2 separate regions of the Homo sapiens genome follow, and region 2 is linked to region 1. The links are chromatin loops, found by intact Hi-C in ENCODE. Cell type or tissue: mammary epithelial cell. All regions are shown on one strand. Each heading gives the region's core, and the rest is flanking DNA. Links, peaks and the distances in the headings are about the cores only. Region 1 has its middle 180 kb from the start of LINC01254. Region 2 overlaps LOC105371988 (a long non-coding RNA gene).

Region 1 (12,302 bases), core at 3,643-8,642:
ACTGTTTAACATGCCTTGTGGCAACACTTTCCAATGAAAACGTTTAGCAAGCTGCTGGTTGTTTACTGCAGGAATTGTAAATGCAAACTGTTCACAGTCTTGCTCAGCTAAGGGGATGGTAAAGAAACAGTCTTTTAAATATATGACTATTAAAGCCCAATTTTTTGGAAACATAGCAGGAGAAGGCAGTCCTGGCTGCAATGTCCCCAGAGGTTGTATAACTGAATTAATGGCTCTTAAGTCAGTTAACATTCTCCATTTACCTGTTTTTTTTCTTAATTACAAAAACTGGGGAATTCCAAGGGGAAAATGTTGGAGCTATGTGTCCTTTTTCTAATTGTTCAGTAACTAAGTCCTCTAAAGCCTCTAGGTTCTCTTTACTTAGCGGCCATTGTTCAATCCAAATTGGCTTATCTGTTAACCATTTTAAAGGTATAGGTTCTGGAGGCTTAACAATGGCCGACATCAAAAATGGTATCCTAAACCTTGGCAGGAACTTTGTCTTTCCACTTGAAGTGGTTCCTTCAAACTTTGCAAATTTTTTCCTAGTCCCATACCAGGGACATACCCCATTTCATGCATCATATGTTGACTTTGAGGGCTATATAATTGTTCTGGAATTAGAACTTGTGCTCCCCATTGTTGTAATAAATGTCTCCCTGGTAAATTTATAGGTACAGAAGTTACAATTGGTTGAATAATCCCAGACAGTCCATTGGGCCCTTCACAATGCAAAATATAACTACTTTGGTATACTTCAGGGGCTTTACCAACTCCAACTATGTTAAATTGAGCGGGTTGAATTGGCCACATGGATGGCCAGTGCTGTAGAGAAATGATTGAAATGTCCACTCCTGTATCTACCAAACCTTTAAATTTCTTTCTTGAATAGTTATTTCACAGGTAGGATGTTTATCAGGAATCTGATTCACCCAATAAGCTGCTTTACCTTGTTTATTTGTGCTTCCAAATCCTTCTGTTCGTTTAGTTTCACTTTTCCCCATTTCCACATACAGCACAATCAGGAGCTGTGCTATGCGCTCTCCTGACTCTGCTTTCCAGGGAACAGAAGTAGATGTAACAATTTGAATTTCCCCATTGTAATCTGAATCAATGACTCCTGTTTGTACTTGCATTCCTTTTAAATTTAAACTAGATCTACCTAGAAGTAATCCTATCGTCCCCACTGGCAACATCTGACTGGAGATAGCAACATTCTTTAATGGTCCCATTACAAAAGGAAAACCTGGTCCATATTGATTAATAGCTTGTTTAAATTCTCTGAGTAATTTAAAAGGAAAAGGCTCAAACATAGCTGTAATATTTCCCTGTTGATCTGGGGGCATGTATTCTAACAGGGAACTGCCAAGCCTCTAAAACACCCTCTCTTCTAGCTTGCTGGATTCCTGCTTGAATAGAACTGAGAGCAATTGCTCAAGGTGCTGCTCGAACAGTCACTGGGGCAACTACTTTTTGCCCAGTGTCCTCCGGAAAAGAAAGATCTGGAGGGTCAGGCCACTCTTTTTCTTCAAAATAAGGAGGGGATGCAGAAGGGTAGGGATGAACCTTTTCCTCCTTTGCCGCTTTAGCTTTAGCTGGCAAACAAACCTGCTCTGTCACCTCTTCTGTTACTTCATTATACTTTCCTTCCTCTTCATCATTAGTGTAAAAAGGTTTCAAGGTGGAATGAACTGGAGCCCACACTTGTGTCACTGTTACCCTGATGCTCCCAAGCTCTCCTTCTTACTCACCATGCAGATTGCTTAAGAGTACTCAGGTGTCCTCCAGCTTAGCTCCACGTTCTCCAACCGTCGCTGCATTGACCCTTCAATCCAGGTTCGAGCCCCCATGTTGGGTGCCACTTGCTGAGACCAGCTCGGTCATGGAGACCTTAACCCAGCGGTCTAGAGGAATTAAAAACACACACACAGAAATATAGGGTGTGCAGTGGGAAATCAGGGGTCTCACAGCCTTCAGAGCTGAGAGTCCTGAACAGATATTTACCCACATATTTATTAACAGCAAGACAGTGATAAGCATTGTTTCTCTAGATTATAGATTTACTAAAAGTATTCCTTACAAGAAACAAAGGGATGGGCTCTGGCTAGTTATCTGCAGCAGGAGCATGTCCTTAAGGCACAGATTCCTCATGCTATTGTTTGTGGCTTAGGAACACCTTTAAACCATTTTCGGCCCTGGGTGGGCCAGATGTTCCTTGCCCTCATTCCAGTAAACCCACAATCTTCAGTGTGGACATCATGGCCATCACGAACATGTCACAGTGCTGCAGAGATTTTGTTATTGGCCAGTTTTGGGGCCAGTTTATGGCCAGATTTGGGGGTCTATCCACAGCACCAGTGTTTTAATGTGAGGCGGCTCCTCAGGTCCAGTCAAATAAATGAATCTTGCGAATTAGCTCAAGGCTTTCTTGCAGGAAATGTACAGGATACTGTGTGCGGAGTGGTCATTTAGTCTTGACGACAAGAGAACTTATTGTTCTTTCTTCTCACTTGCTCCAGAAAAAGTGCCAGATTTCCTCCCCTCCCCCAAGCCCCCCCGCCCCCTGCCCCCCCAAGCTTTGTAGTCATTTTCAGGCTGCCTCCCATACATGTAAATATGGTAATACTTACTCAATGATAAAATGTCTTTTTTCCCTCTTCTATTGGTATGGAGAGATCTTTTTCTGTCCAGATTTTTTTATTTCTTGAACAACACCAGTGGGTGAATAGATAAACACATTGTTGTCTGCTCATACAATCAAATGCTGCTCAGCAATAAGAAAGAATGAATGATTGGTTTATTCAACAACATGAATGGATTTCAAAATAATTATGCTCAGAGAGAGAAGCCAGGCACTACAAAGGACCTGGCATAAAAGGATAGTTACATTTTTGTAAATTTCTAGTAAATGCATACTAATCTATAGTGACAGAAAGCATGTCAGAGATGACCAGAGAACAGAGAATACAGGGAGAGATGGATTACAAAGGGGCACAAGGAAACTCTCAGGGGGTTTTTATTAAAAAAAAAGTATTTGATTGTGGTGATACTTTCATGGGTGTATATGTGTGTGTGTATAGGTATGTATGTATATGTGTGTATATATACATATGTATATATTAATCAAATTATAATCTTTAAAGATGTGCAGTTGGTTGTACATCAATCACACCCAAATAAAGTTTATAAATAATAAAAAAGGCCTTTAACCTCTTTTTTTCTCCCAGAGAGTGGGTCTCCATCTTCCAAAGTTCCAAGGGTGATTTTGATCACCAGCAGAGGTGAGGGAAGGCACACAGTCACAGGTGATCACAGGTAACCTGCACCCTGTACGCCAGAGAGGAGACTGTGGCCAGGCTATGGAGCAGCTGGGGAGAGGGTGACATCTGAGACAAGGCCAGAATGGGGGTGGGGACAGTCCTGGGGCAATAAGGAACAGGAATGGGGACAGCCATGGGACCAGGGTGCTTCTTCTCACACACTCAGAGAAGCGTGGGACCTGCTGTGGTCCTGCATATGGGGCCTGAGCTACTTCAGATGGTTTTAAAAAGAAAGAGTAATTCTGAAAGAATGAAAAACTTGGAATACTCATCTTTCTCTAGGTTGTGCCAGCTGTTTTTTCATTCAATATATTTGAATGAAATTCTTACATGAAGTCTTTCAAAGTATTTTTTCTTCGATGCTGGAAAGATATGATTGCCTACAAGTTGTGATTTCAGGAGTGTGGGAAAGAGGTCCCTGCTTCAAACTGCTGTCCCCACCTAGCTACCAGGAGCCTAGAAAGTTACCGTTGCAGCAGCTTTACTCCAGCAGCTAAAGGCTTTTAGGGAACCACTTGTTATTGTTTTTTAATTACAGAGGTGACAGAAAATCAGCGGTTAGTCCAGAAAGACAGTAATTTAAAACAGAAAAACACTAAATTCAACCTCATTCTTGGTCTCTTTCAGAGGTAGCAAAAATTTCTAATATTAATATTTGTTTATGTCCTTCAAACATTTTCTATATATTTACAAAATATAGATTTGCGTAAGTATATTGGAAGTCAGTGCCTCGACATAGGTGTTGCAAATATTTTCCCAGCCTGTCGAGTTTCTTCTGACTTTGTTTTCGGCATTAAAGTCAGTGTCACCACTATCATCATTTGTTATGCAGATGTTTTGCATTTTTATACAAATTATTTATCACTGTTTCTCTCCATGGCCTCTAGGCCTTGTGTTATGCTTACAAAGGGCTTCCAGAATCCAAAATTACTTTAAAATCTACATTTTTCTTCATTGTTTGGTTTTATTTTACATTTAAAACTTTGATCTTGGCCTGATGCAGTGGCTCACACCTGTAATCCTAGCACTTTGGGAGGCTGAGGCAGGTGGATCACCTGAGGTCAGGAGTTTCAGAACAGCCTGGCCAACATGGTAAAACCTCATCTCTACTAAAAATACAAAAATTAGCTATGCGTGGTAGCACATGCCTATAATCCCAGCTACTCGGGAGGCTGAGGCAGGAGAATCGCTTGAACTCAGGAAGCGGAGGTTGCAGTGAGCCAAGATGGTGCCACTGCACTCCAGCCTGGGTGACAGAGCAAGACTCTATCTCAAAAAAATTAAAAAAAAAAATTAAAAAATTAAAAAAAAAAACTTTGATCTATACTTTATTTGGGTGTAGGGACTGGGGTTATTTTTTCTTCTTCTTCAAATGGCTCTCCCGTTATCCCAGGATTTGTTATTGAATAATTCCTCTTTCCCTCTATTTGAAATGTAATCAACATATGGTCTATTTTTGGAATATTATGTTGCTTCCATGTCTTCATTTATAAATTCTTGGCCTGGGGCCCAGCTGTCTTAATGATCATCTGTGTAAGGTGTTGACCCTTGGCAAAAGCTGAAGAGCCCTCAGCCAGAGCCTCCCCTTGCCTGGGTCCATGGAGGCTGCCTGCAGTGTCCCCTCCTGCCCTGCTAACCACTCTGTTGTGCATTCTCCTGGCCTCAGATCCCTGAAAGCAGAGTCTGACCAGTGCAGCTTATCCTATCTCTGATCTGCTTAGGGACCAGCTGTTCTCAGCCTGGTTAAATGCACTTGCCTGCTCCACCTTCTCAGGTGGAAACACAGGGATAGAGCTCACCTGGTTAAATGCACTTGCCTGCTCCACCTTCTCAGGTGGAGATAGAGCTCTTCCTTGCCCACGTGGGCAAGGAAGCAAAGTGCTGAGGGTACTGCAGTTGTAAATCAGGGGAAGTAGAGGCAAAAATTCATGTCACTTGAGGATAGTGTAATGATAGCTATCACTGTTGAGGGACAGGTGATGGTCAGACACTCTTTCTTTCCTGCCTGCCTGCCTTCCTAGATAGGGTCTTGCTCTGTTGCCCAGGCTGGAGTGCAGTAATGAGATCATGGCTCACTGCAGCCTCAAACTCCTGGGCTTAAGTGATCATCCCACCTCAGCCCCCCAGTTAGCTGGGACCACAGGGGCTTACCACGACAACCAGCTAATTTTTGTATTTTTTGTAGAGACGGGGTCTTGCTGGGTTGTCCAGGCTGGTCTTGAACTCCTGCTGTCAAGTGATCCTCTTGCCTCAGCTTCCCAATGTGCTGGGATTACAGGTGTGAGCCACCGTGCAGGCCTCAGATCCTGGTCAGTGAGGAGGTGGATGCTCAGAGTACAGAGGACCTGGAACCCAAATCTGCACCGGTCTCTGTTGGGCTCTCACTGTGCCTCAGTTATCTCAGTATTTCCCATCACAGAGCTCTTGGACAAGGAATAGCCATACATTTCTGTGAGTTCTGTATCTTATGACTACTACCCACAACCACAGTGGAATTCATAACTGGGGGAGGGGAGAGGGCTGGAACTCAATTTTCTTTTTTTAAATGTCTGTAAAAATATTCAGCTCAGTGCCAGCAATCTTGAGAGCAGGTTCCAAAGTCTGCATTTGCAGACAGGTGCTGGCTGCAGAGCAGCTTCACAATCCTCTGGGGGCTTTCTTAAAAAGAGTTTCCTGAGCACCTCTGGGAATGGCGCATTCACAGATGTGGGGTGGCTCTGGGTTTCTGCATATTCATGAAGGGCCCCAGGTTATTCTAATTTGCAGCAACGTGTGGGCACCACGGCTCTGAGGGGTGTATGGGTGACTTCATTGACTGGAAATGGCCCATCTCTTTCTCCCCCTCCACTTCTGCTTTCCTCAGTGGGCTGCTGCCTAAAAACCCCTCAAAGGAGTACAGCAGCCCACAGCACACAGAGCACAGATGCAAAAGGCCATTATTCTTGCACTTCATTTCTGTTTCTTTGAACTAAATCTTTGAGGTCCATCAGAATGCAAAATTGCTTGGGAAGATGCAGTGAATTGAAAAAAGAATCTGCACCATTCCACCCACTGAGAGGTGAGGCCTGTGTTCCTACCCCTTGAATCATTGTGCTGCGTTGATATACAGAATACAGCAGAAGCGATGCTGTGCCTGGTTCTGAGACCCGGCCTTAAGAAACTTTCAGCTTCTGTTTCCTGTCTCGTGAATCTGAATGTGGATCTCAGCTGCCATGCTTTGAGGAAGCCCAAGAAGCTCTGTGGAGCAGCCTAAATGGGGAGGAGCCCAGGCATGCAGCCCAAATCCGCAGCTGAGCTTCCTAGCCAACAGCAAGCACAGTCTTACTGGCCATGAGAGGGAGCTGTCTGGGACATGACCACCAGTTCCTGTGAGTCATCCCAGCTGGTGCCACATAGATTAGAGATGAGCTGTTCCTGCCAGGCCCAGCCCAGATCACAGATTTATGAGCAAAATAAGTGGTGGTTTGTTATGCAGAATGGATAACTGGAATGGGGAAAGCAGTTATTCAGCATATACTCTTTTTTTTCTTAGACAGAGTTTCACTCTGTCGCCAGGCTGGAGTGCAGTGGCGCGATCTTGGCTCACTGCAATCTCTGCCTCCTGGGTTCAAGCAATTCTCCTGCCTCAGCCTCCTGAGTAGCTGGGATTACAGGCACGTGCCACCACACCCAGCTAATTTTTGTATTTTTAGTAGAGAGAGAGTTTCACCATCTTGGCCAGGATGGTCTTGATCTCCTGACCTAGTGATCCGCCCACCTCAGCCTCTCAAAGTGCTGGGACCACATGTATGAGCCACCATGCCCAGCCCATCATACTTTCTTTTATCCCTGTTTTACTGCTAAGCAGCCATGTGATTGTGGGCATGTTACCGATCTTTTCAAACCTCAACTTTCTCTATTGTAAATTCAGTAAACTGGATTAAACAATGGAGATAAATAATATTCAATGCTTTTGTGAAACTTTTTAATTTTTACTTTTATTTGAATGAGGGGTTGGTGAGCAGGTTTGCATAGGAGGTAGAGAGAGGGATGGACTTTTGTTCTTTTGGGTGACACCCACCCCACTCCACCACCTTTGGGATACATGTGACTCTCCTGACTCTCATCCTGCACATGACTTCAACATAGAATTTTCTATAGTACATTAAAATTGTCTCTTTATATTCTTCTAGAGCAAGGGTCATGATTTATTTCTCTTTATCTCCCTAACACCTAGTACCCAGCTTAGTAGATAGTGGGCACTTGATACGTGTTTGTTGCATGAATAAATGGATATAATATAGATGGGTAGTGATATGGTTTGGATTTGTGTCCCCACCCAAATCTCATATCAAATTGAGGTGGGGCCTGGTGGAAGGTGATTGGATCATGGGTGCAGATTTTCCCCTCGCTGTTCTCATGATAGTGAGTGAGTTCTCATAAGATCTGATGGTTTAAAATTGCGTGGCACTTCCCCCTTGGCTCTCTCTCTCTCCTGCTTCTCCATAGTAAGACGTGCTTGCTTCCCCTTTGCCTTCCATCATGATTGCAAGTTTCCTGAGGCCTCCTTGTCATGCTTCCTGTTAAGCCTGCTGATCTGTGAATCAACTAAACCTCTTTTCTTCATAAATTACCCAGTCTCAGGTAGTTCTTTATAGCAGTGTGAGAATGGACTAATGCAGGTTGATTTGGAAAACAGATGTATGAAGTGAAAACCGTCAATAAGAATGGAACCAGAAATTCTAGCTCAGTGATTCTCAAGAACGGAATAGTGAGATAGTGGCCAAAAACTCAAATTGGAACTTTATCATTGCATGAGTGGGTTTTTATTCATAACATTTGTTTTGATATTTGATACACTTTGAAGGAGGAAATGAGATTTCGAGTCACATATAGGAAGCGTGTGTTAAAAAGAATTTGAGACACGATGTTGTAGCTACTTCATAATCTGCCTGGGCCTGGACCTATAATCACTGCCCCCTGCCTCTCATGCAGAGACCACAGTGTTACCCAGATAAGAATTTCAGAACATCTGGAAGGAAACCTGGGGCAGGCAATCTCAGTCACCAAGGTGCTTTAAACACTCCGAGGCAGATGTGGAGCTTGGCCTGAAATAGGTTTAATTCTTTGGTGCCGTTGAGGACTTTCTGGGGTGCTCACTTGGCCTGGGACTGCAGGGAACCCTGTAATTAGATGTTTGGGATCCTTGTGCTACTCCTGCCCTAGAAATGAAGTTGGCTGTAACCATCCTGGAAGGGCAGCCAGAAAGGTTCTCATTTGTTCTGCTGAGGGGTTGAACCTACTTAACAGTCCAGGGATTTCCTGTCTTGAGAGTAAAAAGGTGTAGCCACGCCAAGTATAATTAAACACTTACCCTCAGATGCTTTTCAGATTTTATTCACAACACCAACATGTGGTTTGTGTCCTGCTGGGAATTTAAGGTTATTGCACTGAAAAGGAGTGGGATTTTTTTTCTTCCCTGAAACCTCTTGCTTGTTTCTGAGCTGTATGGTTTTCAAGAGGAAGATCTGACTATCGAAATAACTTCTGAGACACCGTATTTTCTCTCCTCCTGTTTCTTTTTTTACAAATTGAGAAACTCAAGATTTAAGGCTACAGATAGTTTGGTATTTCTTTCCAATTCTTCCAGAAGTCTGTCCACCCTTCTCTTCCATGGGCTTGTACTTCAGACTTATTAAGGAGTCGTAAACACCCCTTTCCTTCTAATACCTAAGATGAATAAATACACATTCATTGTCTATCCTTTACTCTAGACTTAAAGCATTTCAGACTATTGGACTTAAAGTATTTTTTGTTCTTATGCCTCTTATTTATTTATTTTAGTTGACAGATAAAGATTACATATGTTTACTGTCTGTAACATGTTGCTTTGAAATAGGTATACATTGTGGAATGGCTAAATTGAGCTGATTGACATAGCATTGCCTGACATCCTTTTGTTGTGGTGAGAACACTTAAACTCTAGTCTCTTAGCAATGTTTAAAATAATACAATGCATCATTATTAACTATAGTCACCATGTTGTACATAAAGTATTTCTGTTATATCTGTGTTTAATATTACCTTCTTCAAATTATGTTATCTGATCTTGGCTGGAAATAAATGCAATTTATTTATGTTAACCATAAATACAGACCCATGTCTATAATAAATAAAAAAAATGGATCTCAGGAGAGCAAGAGAGGATGGAGAAGAAACAGGTAACAAATAAAGATGTGTGAATTGTAAACAAATGACACCAGAGTTGAAATGCAGAAATTTAGGGTTAAGTGAGACAAAAGAGGAATTTGTGTAAGTCAGGACAGGCTGGGTTATGCTGTGATAACAAACAGCCCCCTGATTTCAGTGCCTGAAAGCCGTGAGGGTTTCTTTCTAATGTATGGAAATTTCACGGTGGCCTGGGTGACTCTAGAGCAGACACCACCTATGTCAGGAATCGGCCCAGGGGCCATCTGCCTCATGGCCTGCTTTTGTAAATATAGTTTTATTGGAACTGATGCTCCTTTGTTCATGCATTATCAGTGGCTGCCTTCACATTGCAATGGCAGAGTTGGTTGGTTGTGACAGAGACCAAATGACCCTAAAGCCCAAAACCTTCAGTGTCTGGCACTTTAAAGAAAGAGTGTGTGGTTCCTGCTCTGTGCCACCTGCATGCCACCCTCCCACCAGTACATCGTCCACGCTGCAGGGGCCAGCGGTGTGCTGTGCTGCAGGAGATGCATTGCTCTGCTCGCCTTCTAGCAGACATGCATGACCAAGGCCCAGTTTCAACTGTGTGGGGAGGCGACATCTTCACACATGCTGGCGGGAGAAGGAGAACTGGATTATCAGTGATCTAAAGGAATGGGAAGACCAGGGACTTGAGAAGTCAGGATTGGCTGCAAACCTCAGTGGAGGCCTTTTCGGGAGGCTTTGGGGTGTGGAGTTGAGATTTTCAAAGATGAAGACTCCAGGGCCTTCGAGGGAATCTCATGAATTGTTACCCCTTGTTCCTACCCAATTTTTGATCCAGTGGAAGAGTGAGACGTGACAGTCAGCTGACGGAGGATGAAAGGCCACCTATGTTACCCACAAAGCAGGTGCTGAAGAGTCCTCATACTGAGTCCTAGAACAGATCCACGCCCATCCTGACTCAGGCCACACTGCATGGCAGGAGAGAGAGATAGAGAGAGGAGTAGAGAGAAGGAGGAGTAGAGAGAGGTAGAGAGAGAGCTAGAAATAAGGATATAGAGAGACAGGAAGACATAAAGAGAAAGAGACAGAGACATAGATAAAGATAGAAAAGAGATAGAGACATAGAGATAGAGAGACAGGGAGTTAGAGAAAGAGATAGAGAAATGTAGAGAGAGAGAGCGCAGAGGGAGATGGGGCTTCCTGGGTGAACAAGCAATAGGAATAGGTAAGCCTGACCCGGTGGGTTGGGAAGACCTGGCTGGGACAGGTGGGCTGAGGGTGCTTGTGCTTCACCTTCCCGTCTGCTTTGCTCTCCCAGGTTCCTCACCCTGTAGGCTCTGCCAAGGCCTGAGTATGATGCTGTGGGTGATTCACTGCCCAGAACGTCATGAGGGCCTGGGTCAGGACCAGCCTGGTAGGTTGAGAGGAAGCCTTCCTTGCTTCTGGGAGTCCTGGCTGGGAGGTGGCATGCAACCTTGGGGGAAACTGGGGGTCACTGGGCTGGGTTTTGCCATCTCCTCGTCTCTGGGCAAGCTAGCTGTGAAGAGTATGTTTTGGGGCTCTTCTTTCATCCATTTTGACAACAATCTTTAGGAAGATTGCTAAAATGTGTCCTGGTTAAAGCAGGATGTGTTTGCAGCCACACAATTTTAAACATCTTAAAAAATTAGCCACAAGTCTATAGAAAACCTTTGCATTGATTGTTCCATTTGATATTTTTCAACTCAGAACATTAGAAAAAAGGGCAGGGCATCTTTCTTACAAAGGACAATGAGTGAAATTCCAGTTTCCCCCTTTGATAATAGCACTTGTCTTGTCAGTGTATATTCTTTTTGACTGTTTGCAAAACCACTTAGAGGGCCTTCGAGGATGCACAAATGGACATGGTCTTGGTGAAGTTCCCAAGTCTTGCACAATCCTATATACACTCCCACACAGAGTGTGTTGCTTGAAATGCCTGCTCACATGTGGCATTTAGAGAATATCTGAAGTAGTTTACATCCTTTTTGGCCTCGACAAAATCCATAATGCATTTTCCCAAGCACTTTGCCCCTTCGTTTTTCAAGTGATCTATTTTCTCAGGGAAATGCAATCCGTATGTTTCTGACTCCTTTACACTTCACTCATCAGACTGCTGCTTGCTAAGGCCTGCTGGCATTCCAGAGACCTGAGGACACTGCCATGAACTTTGGGAGGTGTGGGGCACTCGGGGGCTGGTCTTAACACAGAGCTTAATCATCCACAGACAAACCAAGACTCCTCTTCTCAATGTGTAAACTCAGAAATGTATTGTCTTGGACCAAACGAAATGTATCTATATTTCCCTAAGATTAGTGACAAATCTCTAAACCCTCATAAGGAGTTAATGAGAAAAACAGGGGTAAATTTCACCCCCTCCTGCCTCTCCACTTCCATTTCCCTTAGAATAATTCAAGTGCTCAGGGTTGGAAATAAATTTGGGGAGACAGATGACTTTAAGGAATTCTGACTTCAGTCAGATTATAAAGGCCCAAGCTGGTCTTGGGTTCAGCTGAAGTTGGGCTTCTGCCATCGGCACCACTTTCCCTCTACTTGGGGAAGATGAATGTGCCTCATAAATGAAGAATAAACAAAACTTGATTACCTGGGAGCCAGCCCCTCACTGGGAACCCAGCCAGCCCCTGCACAGAGTTCCGATCTGGTTTGATAAGTAAAAGGCAAAACCTAGTAAAATACTCTGACATCAGAGATTTCTTTAAAACAAAACCTGCTTCCTTGCAGGGGTTGATGCCCATCCTTGGTCCACATGGTCCCCAGGTGTGCTGTAAA
Region 2 (12,302 bases), core at 3,006-8,005, 190 kb after region 1:
AAAGAAAGAAAAATCTCAGCATAGGGGCCAGCCCATCAGACAGCCCCTTCCCGATCATCCACACTGACCCAGCTGTGCAGCCGCATCGCCCGGTTCTCAGTCCTCGCCTTGCACTGACACTGCACGCTCTTTTCTGTATTCATCTGTTCTTGTCTCTCCCAGGAAAGCAGGCCTCTGTTGTATCCTTCGTGTATAGGACTGTACTGGGGGCATGAACACAATCACTCTTTTTTGAAGAATGAATGAATATATAGAACACTATGGCCCCTTCTCCCCAGACTTCACTGCACCTGACACTCTCAACACAGGCACAATTATTTATTTGCAAACTTGTAGGAATGTGAAATCTGCATGTTGGTGCTCTCCTGGCCCCACACAGGAACTTAGCTTTCAAATGCAGGCGTATGACGTAAATGTCTATTTAACCGAGAAGTGGAAAATATGTTCTGAAGGCACAATCATAAGGACAGTGTTTTTGCCTTCGGATCTTAACACCCAGCATTCTATTCCTTAGGTGTCCTGCTGAATACCCAATTCCTTTGACATTTAAAAATAAAGAATGCTTCCCCAACAGAAATATATCCCATTCCCTATGTTACTGTGCAGATTTGGGGACCCAAAAGTTACTTTGCTTCTGTATATTGATAACTAAGGAAAAAGTAGGTTTCAGATCTTAAACTATCATGAGAAATATAATCAGAATCGAGACAGAGCCTGACTTGTGATTTGCAGTTCCCGTCTCAACAATTGCTTCAGCTGCTTAGCTTGACACTGAATTTTTTATTACCTTGGTGGCGGTGGGGGGAGATGAAAAGGGAGAATTTCATGAGCTCCAGTGTCCTCTTTTGCATCCTTTGAAATTCAAATCATGTTCAGCAATGAGCAATTCATAGACAGGGTGTAATTGCCGATACAGCATATAAGATGTCCTTTCCTCACCAAAACGCGATCAGTCTACACACTGACCCGAAGACCACGCAGAGGAGCGGCACTCCTGACAGACACAGCCTCAGCCGGGCAGTGTGTTATAACTGTAAAGAGCCTTGTGCCCCAGAGGCCTAATTACATGGCAAAATGCTGTGTTTTCTCACATAGTTCTCAAAGACAACCACCTGCTCATTGTGGGGAGATTTAAGGTCTTAAACACCGAGGAAAGGCATTTCATGAAAAGGTTACCCCCAAAGAGAAATCCAAGGTCAAAGTTAGATGGCTAGATACACACTGGAATTAATATACTCATTAGTTCTTAATACAGGGGATGCCTAGAATTCAAAGGGGGCTGTCTTACACCAGGGGCATCCAATCTTTTGGCTTCCCTGGGCCACATTGGAAGATGAATTGTCTTGGGCCACACATAAAATACACTAACTCTAATGATAGCTGATGAGCTAAAAAAAAAAATTCCAAAAGAATCTCATGTTTTAATGTTTTAAGAAAGTTTACGAATTTGTGTTGGGCTAAATTCAAAGCCCTCCTGGGCCTCATGTAGCCCATGGTCTGCGGGTTGGACAAGCTTCTTTTACATATTCAGAGAAGGAATTTGGACGAATATGTGTGATATTTTTTCCTTTTATGAACATCCGTTGAAGGGAAGAAACAAGATATCCCAGGCTGCCCATGTATCCTCGTGGTGGGTGGGTTGAGAAGGAGCACCTAGGCCCCCAGGGGAGCAGATGTTGCCACTGATTTATTCAGTGTGTTTTCAGCTATATACGAGCTACATCTACATCCGTGTCAACTTCGCACACAAGTATATGAACAGTAAATTAAAAATTACAAGCAGCTTGGAACTGAAACACTCTCAGAGGAAAAGTGAACCATGACAGACAGGCAACAGGAAAGTCCCAAACCGACAAGTAGAATAAGTTTGGTTCAGGCAATGGAGGTGGTCAGTTCCCCTGGTCATTCCAAGGTGCCTTTATACCTTTATCCTTGGCTACTGTGCCCTCCATCCCAAAGGCCCCAAAAAATGAGCCATCGTGCTCTGGGTGGTAAAGCCTGCTTGCTACCTCCCTGCTGACTCAGAGCGTGTACTGGATTCCCAGATCTTCAGCCATGAGCCATGTCACTCCCTGTCTGATTCTTCCTCCCACACAGCAAGGACCTGGGGCGCTGCACCTGAGCTGGGGTGGGTGGAGTCTGCATGCCAAGACTGGGTGTAGTAGCTGGGTAAGGAGTTGCCCCTGGGCTATGATGCTTGGAGACAAGGGAACCCAGCAAGAGAAAACATCTTATGTAGAAACCAAAGTTAAAAACTATGCAGTCCTCCCAAAGAAGAGGTGGGACTAAAGAGACTAAAGAAGACTAAAGAAGACAGGCACAAGGGGGAAATTTAGGTTTGAGGCAACTGGACAGAAGAATGGCAAGGAGAAGAACTTGGAGAAAATCCTTGAGCCATGAGAATACATCCAAGGCCAGCCTTTTGAGTACTGAGTTATGATGTAAATTGCAATTCCTACTGTGAGTCTTGGTTGAGAAAACAGGGCTCTAGTTATGTGCAGCTGTGTGCTGGAAAATTTCTGTGTAAGCAGCTCCACTGAATAGGTTCCAGCTAATAGTGTGTCCACAAGAAGTAACCCAAGTCCCCCCCCAGCACAGCATACCACACAGACCAAGAGGTCAGGAGCTGTTTCTTGGTTGTTGGCTGTGCCACCTCTTGCATCTCAAAGAGCATTTTTCTAGGTTAGGCCTGGCCTGAACAAAATGTGCTTAGCCCCAGACCAGCTATGCCCCATATCCCATTGCTATTTTCCCTCTACACTACTTGACAGAGGTTGCTCCTGTGCCTGGCACTGACTACAGGACCATATCACATGTCCCTGTAAGATTACCTTTTTTTTTACACAGTTACAGGGAAAACAGAGTTTATGGAAAAACTGCAGCTCTATTATCCCTGGCAAATTTACCCTGACTTATTCTTTCAAACTCTTTTTCCACAGGTTTTAAAATTTGCAGAATCTTGGCCAGGTGTGGTGGCTCACGCCTGTAATCCTAGCACTTTGGGAGGCCGAGGCAGGCGGATCACGAGGTCGGGAAATCGAGACCATCCTGGCTAACACGGTGAAACCCCGTCTCTACTAAAAACATAAAAAATTAACTGGGCGTGGTGGCGGGTGCCTGTAGTCCCAGCTACTCGGGAGGCTGAGGCAGGAGAATGGCGTGAACCTGGGAGGCAGAGCTTGCAGTGAGCCAAGATCGGGCCACTGCATTCCAGCCTGGAAGACAGAGCGAGACTCTGTCTCAAAAAAAAAAAAAAAAAATTGCAGAATCTCAGGATGGAAGAAATCCTAAAAGTGTTCTACATAGTGTCCACCTTTTGTAGGTTTTCTAAGTCCCAACCCAGTGCTTTTTTGTAATGTGCAATGAAAGTCCTAAATGCTTTTAACGAGTGAAGAGCTTTTCATTCCAGAAGTACACATAAAGTCTGAAATGTAAACACAATGAGAGAGGTAACATATGATTTAATTTCACTCTAAGATAATAATAATGGCCATGAACAATATATTCTGGAAAAAAATGATAGTGAGGAAGCAGTCTGGGAGGTTGGGAAAAGAAGGCTGAAAGACAGTAAATGATGTGGCAAAAAGAGACCCTGGGTGCCCCAGAAAGGTCCTTGATGGCAAAGAAGGCAGGATCAGGGCTGGAGAAGAGAAGCCTCCTAACCTCTTCCTGGGTCACAAGCCTGTCTGCCTTGCTGAGGCCCCTCTGGGTAACTGTGTTTTGTGTCACCTGGACTGCAGTGTGGGGTACCCAGATTAACTGTGACTTCTGTAAGGGTGTTTCCAGGGGATTAGCATCTGAAGCAGATGGCCCTCCCCAATGTGTGTGGGCCTCATTCAATCCCTTGACAGCCTGAAGGCAGAGGAAGGAAGAACCTGTCCCTTTTCCTTCTTGCCTCACTTCTGGAGCTGAAATGTCTCATCTTTCCAGCCCTCAACTGTTATTTACACCATCAGCTCTCCTGGGTCTCCAGCCTTTGGCTCCTGTTGAATTACCACTGGGTTTCCTCGGCCTCCTGCTTATATACAACAGATTATGGGACTTCTCAGCCTCCATAGTCATAGGAGCCAATTCCTCATTTTATAGACACCATTGGCTCTGTTTCTCTGGAGGACCTTGATTAAGATAGTAGCTTGTTGTGAAAAATATCCTTTTAATTTACTTTATGTTACTTCGGCACACAGAGGTTGCAAGATTTTGTCAACTGAAGAATGATTAGGCTCATACATCTGGAAAGGAGAACTTCATTTCTCATAAAGGGCAGTGTGCTGGTGGCCAGTCTGATAGGCTGGGAATCGTAGCCTCTAGCCAGAAGCCAGAAACAGATACTCAGAGGGAGGGGCAAAGGGTGCAAGAATGTATACGGAATGGTGTGGCCAAGTATACATATTTAACAATCTCTAGGAGGAGTTGTGGATATTTATGGGAGGAGAAACATGCACACGCACAACTGAGCTTCATGCCTTTCCATGGGGACCCAGGTCCAAAAACAGTGGCATTAGCATGACATGAGGGTGGAGACTTTAGCCCTCTGATGTCAAAAGGTGAAGCAAAGGAAAAGAAAAAAAAAAACCCTCTCTGTGGATCCTCTGTAGACTGGCCAAAACCACACTGTGGTCAGTGGTAGTCTTATCAGGAAGGAATGCTGGTCAGTTGTTTTGAAACTGCAAAAGGGATGGGCACTGTCATGCAGTTGGTTGATATCAGGTGTGGAGTAGTCTTTCCAAAGGGCTGGTTTCTGTTCAGCCCCCAGTGAAGAAAAGCTAATGGGGCCAGCAAACGAGGGGGGATAGTGAAACATGTCTGAGTTCCCATCCTATCATGGCCAGAACTCAGTTTTTAGGGGTTCTCTGGGGTCCTCTTGGCCAAGTGGGGGTCTATTCAGTTTGTTGGAGGGCTTAGGATTTCAGTTTTGTTTCTCAGTTCAAAGCTCTGAATTAGGCACTGTGAGGGGTACAGAAATAACTAAAAGGCCATCCCTTAACTTATACAGCTTACGGTCTGTCAGAGAAGACACACTTGCAAATATTAAACTGTAATCTGAAACAGAAATATACTGAAATGAGCCAAGCACTGCAGAAAGTTATAGGAAGGTGTCATTGTACCTAGCCAAAGGGAAGCTGGGGAGGGCTTTGTGAAGGAGGAGACATCCGACCAGGGATTAAAGGGTAAGTAGGATTCTCATGGTCTAAAAAGGGTTAGAAGTCGAGAGCTGCATAATTGCCTAATGGGTTCTTCTTGCCTGCTGCACAGACAAAACCAGTTCACTGAGACTACGGTATTGCAGTGAAGAAAGTTAATTGCTGCCAGGCTAGGCATGTGGAAGGCCTAGTTTTCACTCAAATCCAGTCTCTCTGAAGGCTTGGAGGTTAGGGTTTTTCAAGGAAAGTTTGGCAAGGCAGGGAATGGGGAATGTTGATTGGTTGGGGATGAAATCATAGGGGTGTGGAAAACAGTCCTTGTGGGCTGAGTCAATCTCTGGTAGGAGCCACAGGAACAGTTGAGTCATGAGTTGTTGGTCCAGGTGGAGTCAGCCAATCATCAGAAATGCAAAAGTCTCAAAAAACATCTCAAAAGGCCAATCATAGTATCTACGATAGTGATGTTATCTACAGGAGTAATTGGAGAAGTCACAAACCTTGTGACCTCCTCAACAATAGCTGGTTATTGTTTACGCCTACCTCTTAGCAGAATTTAGGTCCCTGTCATAATCCTAAGCTTGTGGCCTTTCGTTAGTTTTACAAAGGCAGTTTGGTGTTGAGAAGGGGTATTATCATCATTTCTTGAAGCTTAAACTCTAAACTAAATTCCTCCCAAAGTTAGCTTGGCCTACACCCAGGAGTGACTAACAATAGCTTGGAGGTTAGAAGCATGATGGAGTCAACTACATCGAATTTATCTTACTGTCACAGATGGAGTCAACTATGTTGGATTTATCTAACTGTCATAATCTTTGCAGAGTTAGTTTCAGTCCCAATCCCACAGGATTGGGAAAGCCTGCAGGGTGCTTGGGAAATGAGGTGCTGTATTTCTCACCTATTGCCACTGTAATAAGCCATCTGTTTGCTATAGCTAGTTTGATAGCAGATATTGCACTATTTGTTGTCTATTGCAGCTCTCACAGATTACCACCAATTCCCAGGCTATCAGAATGGCCACCACCAATTTCGTGATTTAAAACAATACAAATTTATTATCTTACAGGTCTGGAGATCAGAAGTCCAAAAAATGGGTCTCACTGAGCTACAATCAAGGTGTCAACAGGCTGTGTCCTTTCCTGGAGGCTCTGGGAGAGAATCGGTATCCTTGCTCTTTTCCCACTTCGAGAGGCTGCCACATTCCTTGGCTGGTGGCTCCTTCCTCCATCTTCAAAGCCAGCGACAGATGGTGAATGGAGTCCTTTCACGTGGCTCACTCTGCCCTTGTTCCTGCTGTCACATCCCCCCTTCTCTGTCTGACTTTTCTGTCCCCTTCCTCCACTCTTGTCATTACCTTGGGCCCATCTGAAAATCCTGGATCGTCCCCCTAATTAAAGTCAGTGGACTAGCAACTTTAATTCCATCTGCAACCTTAGTTCCCTTCTGTCATGTAGCCTAACCTCATCACGAGTGTCAGGGATTTGCACGTGGACATCCTCAGGGACCCCATCGTGAGTGGTTGGGGGGATGTGGCCAGAAAGAAGGCAGTGGCAGAATGCCCAAGAACTCTGCAGCTGCGCTGAGGCATCTGAGAGCCAAGGAGGAAACCTTCTTTGTGGTTAAGTAAGAATGAACTAATATCCATCTGGCATTTGGCATTTTACACTGCACTTTTTGTACATTATCTCATTGGATCTTAAAAACAGCTCATTGTGAGATGTGTTAATATTATTCTTATTTTAAGGTGGGGAAACCGAAATCAAACAATGTAGGTGACTTTTTTCAAGATCACCCAGTGAGTGATTCAGGACTTGGCCCAGGCTTTCTGGTCTACACTCACAGCCTTTCCTTCATCCACAGAGGCAAGATCTAGCAATTGAATTAGGTTGCCTGAATACCAACCTTTGTAACCTCCTATTGTTGGCTTATTTTCCTTATGGTTTTGGAAAAGAATCTTTCAAAACAAGTCAATTTTATTACCTAAAAGTTACTTTGCTTTTAAAAACTGTTCCTTGAATTAATCCACATATTGTGTCTTCCTCAGAATGATAAGCATAAAGGTAGTTACATTTCGTTCTCATCCTTACACCGAAACATGGGGAATTAACAACACCCCTTCTCTGCCGTCAAGTGTATGTGCAGGTTAGGGAGCATCTTGAGAGTTTGGTCCCACCAGCTTCCAGAGCCTGCAGTCTGGCTTCCCATGTGGCTTGAGGCTCCCAGTGCAGGCAGCCCTCAGTGTCTAGGTGCTGGGCTTCCGTCTCACAGTCCCTGGCCAGCTTCCCTCAACACATCCCTCTAATGACCCCGGGGCCTCACCCAATCTTTTCTCCTGACATATTGGGAAGTGAGGGGCAGCAAGGCCCTTTGGCCCAGCAAGGGTCCCCTGCAGGGCTCCCCACTTGAAGGGGCCTGTGCTTTGGCCCCATGCACTGACCCACTCCTTGCAGGTGCCCAGAGCAGCTGAGGGACCTGTGCCTGTGGAGTCATGTGGGTCGTGGGTGGGCTCTGGCTCCAGGGGGCAGCCCAGCATGGCCGTCACTCCCACTCACTGCCACCGGAGATCGTTTGGGATCTGGCCATCAGAGTGGTGCTGACAGCCTGGTTAAGGTGACCATGGTCCTTGAGTCTCAGCCTGTGTGCAATTCCACACATGGGCTCCTCCCCTCTGTGTTCTGGCTGTGACGCCCTCTAGCTCATAGCACCGGATGGTGCTGTAGGTGCCAACATGTGTCCCTCATGGTGCACAGCACCCACTGACCAGCCGCCCTCCACAGACTCTGCACATGTGTCTTGCTATGTTTTGGAGGTGGTCAAATCCATTTCTCCTGATGAAACTTCCCATCAATGTGGCCACACTGCTCTGTTGGGTCATTCTGAAGCCATCACTAGCAAGGACAGCCCATCTTGTATGGATGGGCTCCCTGTCCTTGTTCTGCTGCAGCCCTCTCACCTGGCCTCCTGCTGGTGCGGCGTGGAAGGCAGATGTTGTCCATGGGGAAAGAGACCCCATTCATTATAGGCATGCCATGATGTCAGCCTAAAGAAGTTAAGGGATGGCTGGGTGCAGTGGCTCATGCCTGTAATCCCAGGGCCCAATGCCTGTAAGCACTTTGGGAGGCTGAGGTGGGTGGATCACGAGGTTAGGAGTTCGAGACCAGCCTGACCAACATGGTGAAACACTGTCTCTACTAAAAATAAAAATTAGCTGGGCATGGTGGCGCACACCTGTAATCCCAGCTACTCAGGAGGCCGAGGCAGGAAAATCACTTGAACCCAGGAGGTGGAGGTTGCAGTGAGCCGAGATCGCGCCATTGCACTCCAGCCTGGGCGACAGAGGGAGACTCCATCTCAAAAAAAAAAAAAGAAGTCAAGGGATGACGCCGTGGATGATGGGTTATTCCACATTCATGCTACATAACTCAAAATACCACATGACCAGAAAATAAATCTTCATTTGCATTTTCCTGAATCATCTGGGTAATCCTGGCATTGGTGGTCCATGTCAGCAAAGCACATAAACCACTTTGAGAGTCAGCAGAAGCCATGCCTGGTCGTGACACTGCAGCCTCACAGGTGATGTGACCAGTGGTGCATGAACGGTCCCAGGTCTACATTGTTTCAGTACAAACAGGTCCCTGAGACCCATGGCAGTGAGTGATGACAGCTTTGCTACCTTTTCTTCCTAGAGATATGACCTTGACCAGGAATGCTGCCTTTGACAATAAAGAAAAAGAAGAGATGATGCCTGGACACCACAAACATCACGTGCACTGGCTGGATGATAGAAAAATACAGCGGTTCCTCTTCTCCACCCACTATCGCAAATCCCCATTGATAAATCACTATACCCCACGTGGACCCATGAATTTTGTAACATATTTTACAATCAAATTGTGTAGACAGGAGCCTTACAAAAATTAGTTGCCCACAGCCCCGCAAACCCTAAAACCTGCCCTGGTGAGGAGGATGGTCACCTGATATTGTTTTAAATCCTCCTTGGTGTCCTCCTTCAAATTATGCCTATTGTGCCAGCTCAGTGCCCAACATACAGTCAATCTCTAATAAATATTTCCTGGAGGAGAGAGAGAGAAGAAGTTGGTGACACTAGTCATGCCCCTAATGTTTTATTTTTGCTCTTCTAAAAAGCAGTGCATAAGAAAGTTACCATATGCAGTGAAATAAAAATGCTGAATTTACGTCTTTTGCTTCCAGAAGGAGGTGAATGTGAAGGTCAGATTTTAGGCAGACTTCAAATTGAAGCTCAGTTTTAGATAAAACATTCTCAGTGCAGAGGCTCAGAGATGACGCAGTGGGGCGGAGGGTGCCGGAGGGAGGGAGGGAGGCAGGAAAACTCAAGCCCTCTCTCTGATCTCCATGGATGGCCAGATTAGGAAATGCATGTGGAACCACAGGAAGAGCCACACGGGCCAGAAGCGACATGCTTTTGAGTGGTAAACCCACAAATGAACATACAAGTTCAGAATTCATAAATGTCCCAGAGAAGACAGCAAGCTTTAGAAGCAGCATGCATTTCATTACCAAGCAAATTTACTGATTTGTTTCAGTTTTATGTCTTTGGACAAATATAGATTGGCAGGATTTTCATATTCAGCTCACTTCATGCTGCTGCTTTTGATTTTTTCCTTCCTTAGTTGTGACCTCTTGCAGAATTCCTGACACTGAGCTACGATGTTCTCAAGCATGTTGCAATGTCAAGTTCAGGCACTTAAGAATCATTAAATCCAAAATTTCTCTCATCTCTGTTGTTTTTGGAATTGGGGTTGAAAATGGGTTTGAGGGCAAAGTATTCTTTCTAAGCAGAGACCTAGCAAGCACTGGCTTAAAATGCTGAAATGGTTGTTCTGTCTAAAAATCTACATTTATAAACATGTGTGGTAAAATAAATAAATAAATAAATAAGAGCCACAGCCACATGCTCCCTTGCAGTGCAAGCATTCCTGATGATGCCATCTCCCCCTTCTCTCAAACCCTGGGAAGTCCTTAGTTTCTCAAAACTAAAGGATTGAATATCTCTTATTAGACACAATTTCTTCCCCAATTAGGAACATGGCAATGCAGGCAATTGGATTTTCCAGGTGAGGAAACTGCAACAGAAAACCTTCCTGGTACCTGCTGGCCCCATGCCTGCAGCCCCCACTGGCCCCTGTGCATTGAGACCCCAAATATTCATTGCTTCAAACCTGCTGGCAGACACCATTTGGGGCATCTTTGCTCATGACGACCACTGTAGTCCGCAGTCATCTATCTCTGAACATTTCCCTTTACTATGACTACAGCGGGGAGCTGATGGATATAATCATTATCCTTTGCTGCTTTCATTTGTACATTCATTCATCCAACATTTTTTGGATGAACAAAAAATGTTGGATGAATGAATAAAAAATGTTGGCTGCACAAATACACAAAGGAAGGCAGCAATGGCTAATGCTATGTCCTAGGGGCAGCCTTATGAACATTTATCATTATACAACATGCTGGGTTACTCAGAAGAGAATAGAAGGTGAGGTGGGGAAGGAAGCCACAGAGGTAAGGAAGACCAAAATGCAGCTGCCTTCATCAGGCCCTACTTCCAGAGATGCACGGGTGGATGGAGCTTTTCCCTCTGACCCAGTCCTTCAACTGCATGTGATGCTTTTGGGACCCACGCATTCCATCCTTTCTGCCCTGTCCTTCTCCTGGATGTCATACATTGGGATCCAGGTGTTCAGTTTTCTCTGCCTTGTTCTTGCTCTGCATGTGATGATTTAGGGACCCAGGTGTCCAGTCCTCTCTGCCCCATCCTTCTCGTGTACGTGATACCTTTGGTAATTCGGGTAACCAGTCTCCATTTCCATAAGAGGTAGCCAGATGCTCTTTTCAATCAGGGATGTCAGGGATGTTTCCCAAAAAATGATTCACCCCCTGGTGTAGAAACCTGGTAACTAGACAAGAGGCAGTCACAGCACCACAAGTTTTCCAAACGGGTGAAAAAGGAGAGGTCCCTTTGTGGCCCAGTACCATTTCAGCTTTGCCTGGAAACTGTGGTCTTATAAAAGCCAAAGAATTACAGACTCTGAACTGGAAGAGTTTTGTGGATCATCTAGTCCAATATTCAGTCAACTCAGGAATTCTCTCTATAAGATAGCTGGCAGGATCTGCTTTTCAAGCATGAGGACTCTCCAGCTGAAGACGTGTATAGGGCAATGCCACACAGAGCTTTCGCAAATGCAGTCTGGCACACCACTTGCAGCTCCTACTTGCTTAGGACACGCCATGTGCTATACATCACGCTAAGTGCTGTGAGTTCATGCTCAGTTCTCATTACAACGTTAATAGATAGGAACTATTAATACCCCCTTTTTACAGATGGGGAACCTGAGGGTTAGACACACTAAATAACTTGTCCTTGGTAATTCAACCAATAACTGACACAGCCAGCATTCAAAATCAGGTTCGTCTGACTTCACAGCTAATTAGACAGCAGAAACCCTACTTCTACTGTGGCCTTGGAGGCCATGTAACACAGGGTCAACTTAAGAGATGCTTCCGAAGGCTTGGAGAGCAAGGATACACTTCCTTTTGAGATGTTTCAGAATGCCAAGAAACCTCCCCAAATAGGACACTCAAAACTCCCCATTCTTCCACATCTATGCCACACTGTGGAACCATTACATCCCTTCTTTAAGAGATACTCGTAACCTAACTCATTAGTAATCTGCTGTAGAGTTTTGCCATCAACTTCTCTCCCCTGTTTTGGAAGGTGAGGTCATATTTTCACCTTTCCAAACTTTTGGCACTTCCCATCTGTTTTTGTGGAACATTACCAGTGATGATGTCAAAATTCTATCTTCAATTCTTAGGTCTTAAGAACAGTGTTATTAGAATCATGAAAAATGGTGGATTTTCTTCCTCCCTCAGACGTTTATGATGACATTTCTAGTAGATTTTTAACAAACTTCCCATCATGTCAATAAATAAGGGCAGGTAAATTGCATGAACCATTCTTTTTCAGTTAAATATTTTTAAACATATTTTACTAAAAATCCTACTCAGGAAATGTATCATAGACCAATTTCATTTCTGTCAACTTGGTTTTGCCAGCATCTTAGAATGTATTTACAGTTTCAGGAGACCATGACAATGACCCATACTTTTTATCCC

What was found. Hi-C counts contacts between places; a loop is a spot of excess contacts. Peaks named below come from ENCODE experiments on the same cell type or tissue, not always from the same donor. Only the 100,000 strongest peaks of a DNase experiment are listed, where the experiment ranks them.
Region 2: it touches region 1 in a loop (8-fold over the local background); 1 of 110 quality-filtered maps calls a loop at or near these places.

Annotation. Positions count from the first base shown.
Region 1 is chr18:10,223,618-10,235,919 of GRCh38, forward strand. No RefSeq gene overlaps it. Among named protein-coding and RNA genes, the nearest start is that of LINC01254, 180 kb to the right of the region's middle. In mammary epithelial cell, for the core only: a CTCF peak has its summit at 6,640 (motif pointing right); a DNase peak (open chromatin) is centred at 6,694.
Region 2 is chr18:10,415,293-10,427,594 of GRCh38, forward strand. It overlaps LOC105371988 (a long non-coding RNA gene), which reads left to right. Exons shown (of 3, transcript XR_935142.4): 2 at 6,205-6,387; 3 at 8,828-9,963. Among named protein-coding and RNA genes, the nearest start is that of LINC01254, 7.1 kb to the left of the region's middle. In mammary epithelial cell, for the core only: no CTCF peak of the experiment used is centred there; DNase peaks (open chromatin) are centred at 4,629, 5,469 and 6,839; H3K27ac peaks cover 4,472 bases.